2 separate regions of the Homo sapiens genome follow, and region 1 is linked to region 2. A link is an interaction called in ENCODE POLR2A ChIA-PET data of the cell type or tissue named here. Cell type or tissue: OCI-LY7. All regions are shown on one strand. Each heading gives the region's core, and the rest is flanking DNA. Links, peaks and the distances in the headings are about the cores only.

What was found. Peaks named below come from ENCODE experiments on the same cell type or tissue, not always from the same donor. Only the 100,000 strongest peaks of a DNase experiment are listed, where the experiment ranks them.
Region 1: POLR2A ChIA-PET joins it to region 2 with 5 read pairs; 2 of 35 experiments call an interaction of 5 or more read pairs at or near these places.

What each region holds. Positions count from the first base shown.
Region 1 is chr4:151,031,802-151,034,722 of GRCh38, reverse strand. No RefSeq gene overlaps it. Among named protein-coding and RNA genes, the nearest start is that of LRBA, 18 kb to the right of the region's middle. RefSeq lists an enhancer at 2,516-2,795. In OCI-LY7, for the core only: no CTCF peak of the experiment used is centred there; no DNase peak of the experiment used is centred there.
Region 2 is chr4:150,401,943-150,404,863 of GRCh38, reverse strand. All of the region lies in intron 47 of LRBA (LPS responsive beige-like anchor protein), which reads left to right. Among named protein-coding and RNA genes, the nearest start is that of LRBA-AS1, 180 kb to the left of the region's middle. In OCI-LY7, for the core only: no CTCF peak of the experiment used is centred there; a DNase peak (open chromatin) is centred at 1,693.

The DNA of each region.
Region 1 (2,921 bases), core at 259-2,758, 630 kb before region 2:
CTGAATCAAAGATTATATGGACATTCCAAAGGCTAACCAGATTACCTGGCAAATAGAACACTTAACAGATAAATTGATTGGATTTTTTTTTTTTTTTTTTTTAAGATAGAGTCTCGCTCTGCTGCCTAGGCTGGAGTGCAGTGGCACGATTTTAGCTCACTGCAAACTCCGCCTCCCGGGTTCAAGCGATTCTCCTGCCTCAGCCTCTCGAGTAGCTGGGACTACAGGCATGCGCCACGACGCTGGCTAATTTTTGTATTTTTAGTAGAGATGGGGTTTCACCATGTTGGCCAGGCTGGTCTCGAACTCCTGACCTCAAGTGATCCACCTGCCTTGGCCTTTCAAAGTGCTGGGATTATAGGTGTAAGCCACCGCGCCCAGTCTAGAAAAACTTTTATAATTTTTTTCAAGAAATGTAAAATACAGCCGGGCATGGTGGCTCATGCCTATAATCCCAGCACTTTGGGAGGCTTAGGCAGGCAGATTACTTGAGTTCAAGAGTTCAAGACCAGCCTGGCCAACATGGCAAAACCCCGTCTCCACTAAACATACAAAAAATTAGTCGGGCATGGTAGCAGTCACCTGTAATCACAGCTACTTGGGAGGCTGAGGCTGAGGCAGGAGAATCGCTTGAACCCGAGAGGCGGAGGTTGCAGTGAGCAGAGATCGTGCCATTGCACTCCAGCCTGGGTGACGAGAGTGAAACTCCGTCTCAAAAAAAAAAAAAAAAAGAGTAAAATACGGTCATGCCTTAATTATTCTAATAATGGCTTACATTTATTAAGCAATAATTGCTTTTGGAGTATCATGGTAAGTGCTTTACCTGTAATCCTCACCATGGGTATTCTTAGTATAGACTTTTTTTCCTTTTTTGAGGGGGGCGGGGACAGGGTCTTGCTCTGTCATCCAGGCTGGAGTGCAGTGGTGCCATCTCAACTCACTACAGCCTCAGCCTCCTGGGCTCAAGTGATCTTCCCACCTCACCCTCCCAAGCAGCTGGGACTACAGGTGTGCATCACCATGAGTGGCTAATTTTTGTATTTATTTTAAAGACGGGGTCTCCCTATGTTGCCCTAGCTGGTCTTGAACTCTTGAACTCAAGTGATCTGCCCACCTCAACCTCTCAAAGTGCTGGAATTATAAGTGTGAGCCACCATGCCTGGCACTCTTAGTATAGTTGTTTTATAGGTGAGGAAACTGAAACTTCAATAATTTGTTCAATAATTTCTCATAAATACACAGCCAGTAGGTCATGGTAGTAGCACCAGATGTGTTAGGTGCTAAAGGCTATGCTGGTAACTAGTACATAATTTTATGATGTTTATAATAGCAAAACATCAGGAAAAAACTTGAATTTAAATAACAGAAGATTGCTTAAATTGATTTATTATGGTTTAGTCATATATTAATATACAGTTATTATATTATATACAATTAATATTTAAACACAAGTGGCCACGCAGTGTCTCATGCCTATAATCTTAGCACTTTAGGAGTCCAAGGCAGGTGGGTCACTTGAGGTCAAGGGTTCGAGACCAGCCTGGCCAACATGGCGAAACCTCGTCTCTACTAAAAATTCAAAAATTAGCTGGGTGTGGTGATGGGTGCTTGTAGTCCCAGCTACTCAGGAGGCTGAGGCAGGAGAATCACTTGAACCTGGGAGGCAAAGGTTGCAGTGAGCCAAGATTGCACCACTGCACTCCAGCCTGAGCGACAGAGCAAGACTCCATCTCAAAAAACAAAACAAAACAAAACAAAGAACCAAAAAAACCCCAAAATTCCACAAGTGACATGGAAAATGTTAATGATATATTTTTACGTGAAAAAAAAGCAGGGCACAGTATGTTTGGCATAATCTCAATTCTGTAATCCACATCCATTTAGTGGGAAGACAAACATACAGCAAATGAGTGTTGCAATTATGGGTGGTTTTTTTTTTTTTTTTTTTTGAGACAGAGTCTCACTCTGTCGCCCAGGCTGGAGTGCAGTGGCGCCATCTCAGCTCACTGCAACCTCCGCTTCCCAGGTTTAAGCGATTCTCCTGCCTCAGCCTCCTGAGTAGCTGAGACTACGGGTGCGCACCACTGTGCCCAGCTAATTTTTTTTTCTTTTGTTTAGAGATGGGTTTTTACCATGTTGGCCAGGCTGGTCTCAAACTCCTGACCTCGTGATCTGCCTACCTTTGCCCCCGAACATGCTGGGATTACAGGCGTGAACCACCGCGCCCGGGCCCCTTGGGTGTGTTTTTTTCTTTCATTTTTGAGCTTTTCTACATTTCCCAAACTTCCTTCAATTAACACGCATTACTTTTGCAATTATGTAAGATCTCTCAATGTTATTTAAAGCAGAGGTAAGAAATATAGTTAAGGGAAATAAATGTACCGTCATCAATTTCCTGACATATAACGAACATTTTGTGGGGAAAGGTGGAGGGGAAAACAGCATGTGAATGTCGCTGTAGCACAAATACATGCTCTTTCCCAGGTGCAGTCACCAGTACAGATATGTCTCATAACTTTCCATTAGCAATTATCATACTAACCAGGGGCATGAGTAAGCACAATCACATCCTGATCATTTTCCTCCTTCTTGAGTCACTTTCCTCCCCTGGCTTCCCTAACTCCACATTCCTATTTTCTGTTTACCACATTGGCCTCTCCTTTCTCAATCTCCTAGTTCCTTCTCCTCTAAGCACCCCTATTTACCTTTCAAAGAGCCCCAGGCTTGGTCTTGAGTCTCCTCTACCATCTAACACAGAGAAAAAGAAAATTAAAATACCTCCCAGAGCCTGGCCAATGGCAAGCAAGTGAAGCTACTCATTGATTTCACTGCTAGTCCTCTTCTAGCTCAACTCCCGTCAGGAACACCTCAGTCACGGGTGTATTCTCCCCACTTGCTCAAGTCAAAAACCTAGAAGCCAT
Region 2 (2,921 bases), core at 255-2,754:
AAAATGATACTATTTCTAATATATGCTACATCCATGGTAGAAAAATATTCAAATTCTGTGTTTATTCTGGGGTAAGTAACTTCTATGATTTTCTACCACATTGTTAGTATTTCATTAAAATATATTAATGATTTTTAAATTTTGGAAAATTCTTCCCCGTGGGTATCTCATCTATATAATTGAAAAGGATTGTCTAATAGTAGTTACTCTTCCCTATAGACTTCAGCCTCAGTGATATAGCTGAAAGTGTGGGGGGAAATGCCAGATTTCTCCCTCTTCCTGACACAGGAACCTGTAATAGTTAGGCTTCTAGCTTGAGTTACTCCTCATGCTTTTCTTACCACAGTGCCTGCCACATGTTCTTCTTATCATTGCAGTATGAGCCTACCCTACTCCTTTTTTAGCCAAATGATACCCTAAAGCGTGCATCGTTACCCTTCTTATCACTATGCTCTCAAAAAGCAAAATAATCTAAAAACTTACAAATACTCTTCTCAGAACTCTCATCTTCTTTGAAACATTTCAGAAACACCCCTATATATTCTTTCCCAATTATTACTTGAGATGGTATTGTGCAGATGGCTGATCTAATTCATTTTAGAGCAGTTTTTCAATTATTTCTCTTTATTGATTATTAAACATTTCTTCATGTGAGATTCAGTCATGTCCATAACTAAATTGCAAAGACCCATGCCAGGCCCTTTGGAGTTCAGAATCTTCTATGGTGCATGAATTTGGCACAGTGGCTGCTCATGATATCAATAGTAATTACACCTTGTAAGTATTTGACACTTTATTCAAAATACTTCTGGTTTGGGTGGTGTTTTTTTTTGAGACAGAATCTCGCTCTGTCGCCCAGGCTGGAGTACAGTGGCACAATCTCAGCTCACTGCAACCTCTGCCTTCCAGGTTCAAGCAATTCTCCTACCTTAGCCTCCCAAGTAGCTGGGACTACAGGCACTCACCACCACACCTGGCTAATTTTTTGTATTTTTAGTAGAGACCGGGTTTCACCATGTTGGTCAGGCTGGTCTCAAACTCCTTAAACTCCTGACCTCAAATGATCTGCCCTCCTCAGCCTCCCAAAGTACTGGGATTACAGGTGTGAGCCACCGTGCCCAGCCAGGTGTATATTTTGTCATCTATTTCTTAATTTCATAATTTCTTTCTTTAAGGTTTTGAAATACCTTGTTGCACTGACTTCAGGAAAAAGAAATAAACAAAACCTCATTTATGGTAACTTAGTGCTTGTCCAAAGTTACTATAGGTTTGAAGTTAAAAAAAAGAAGGGGAAGGAGAAGGGAAAGGAGAAGGGGAAGAAGAAGAAGAAAGAGAGAGAGATACTTTTTATAATAAAAAAAGTTAAAAGATGGCTAGAAATCCCAGTATTTAATTTTTCATTTTTAATCTTTGTGTAAATTATCATGGTAGTGTGCTGCCAGTTACAGCTGGTAGTCATCGTTTCTGCGAGGGGCTAATGATAATGGCTAGAGAAGAGAAGTGAGGCTAATGGGCTCGCAATATGAAATTCACAAGAAGAAATTGAATTCACAGAGGAATGCTTGCTCACCAAGTTCACCTTGCCACCACCATTGCTTTCAGTAGTGCTCTGATTACAGGCAACTTCTGCCCAGTGGTGCTGTGCAGGAGCTGCCTGTAACCCCTCCCCTGCCTGTGTTTCTGGCACTGGGCCATGGCACCTGCAGTGGCAGTCTATCTGAAAAGCAGCGGCTCTGCTGTGGATTTTGTTCTGCCTCTGGATGCTTTCATGCAACTCTGCACAGGGTTACCCGATAAATGACTGCTTACTGTGGTATTTATGTCTGTTTGATTTGCCGGTAACTGGTGTATCTCAAACGAAAATTTCTTAGCAAAGACTTCTGTATATACTAGCAAATTTCCTTGATTATGTTAACCACTGTGACCTTCCCACCCACCTCCAAAAAAAAAGAAAAAGGAAGAAGAGGATTGCCACATGCTTATCCAGAACGGCTTAGTTTTTTGTGGTCCGGTTGATTCCTTTCTATATTTTTAATGATAATGCTATATTTTAGAATTTATATTTATATATATAGAGAGAGATAGATAATTCTATATTTTAGAATTATCATTAGAACATAGAGAAACTTTAGGATAAATATCAAAGTATTGCAATGCTAGGAAACAATGAATAGTTGTGTGAGTATTATATAAATAAACAAAAATAGGCCATTTTTTCTCTCCACTAACAGTTATTCTAAATAAATGTTAAGCTACTTTCTAAAGAAAAAGTAGATATTCTGATTCTTATTTTTAAGCAAAGGCAAATTTAGTTTGTATTATTTTTATTGTATTAAATGCCGTGACTATAGTACCTGGTTTTTATTTTGAGAAATTTATATCTCAAAATTTTCTGTGGCACTTAGAATTTCTATAGCTTAAATCAATTTTTGAGTTTTTGTTTCTTTTCTTCCCCGCTTCTTTCTTTCTTAATCAGTTATTCATTCACTTTATCGTTTCACTTTTTTTGTTCATATACTTATGCCATACTAAAAATAAAATGTTTGTAGCAATATGCTTAGGCATTGTTCTTAAAATAAGTTCTTTTTTTTTTTTGGTCTACTGCTGTACCACCCTGAAAGTGCCTGATCTCGTCTAAAATAAGTTCTTTTTTTGTATTTTATTTCCAAATAATTCCAAACTTATAAAAACTTGCAAAGAAAAAAATAGCACACAGAATTTTTTTTTTTTTTTTTTTAGTAGAGATGGCATTTCACCGTGTTAGTCAGGATGATCTCGATCTCCTGACCTTATGATTTGCCCGTCTCGGCCTCTGAAAGTGCTGGGATTACAGGCGTGAGCCGCCGTGCCCACAGAATTCTTATACACTTTTCTCAGGTTCACTATTGTTAACCTTTTTCCCTCCCTCTTTTTTATGTGAG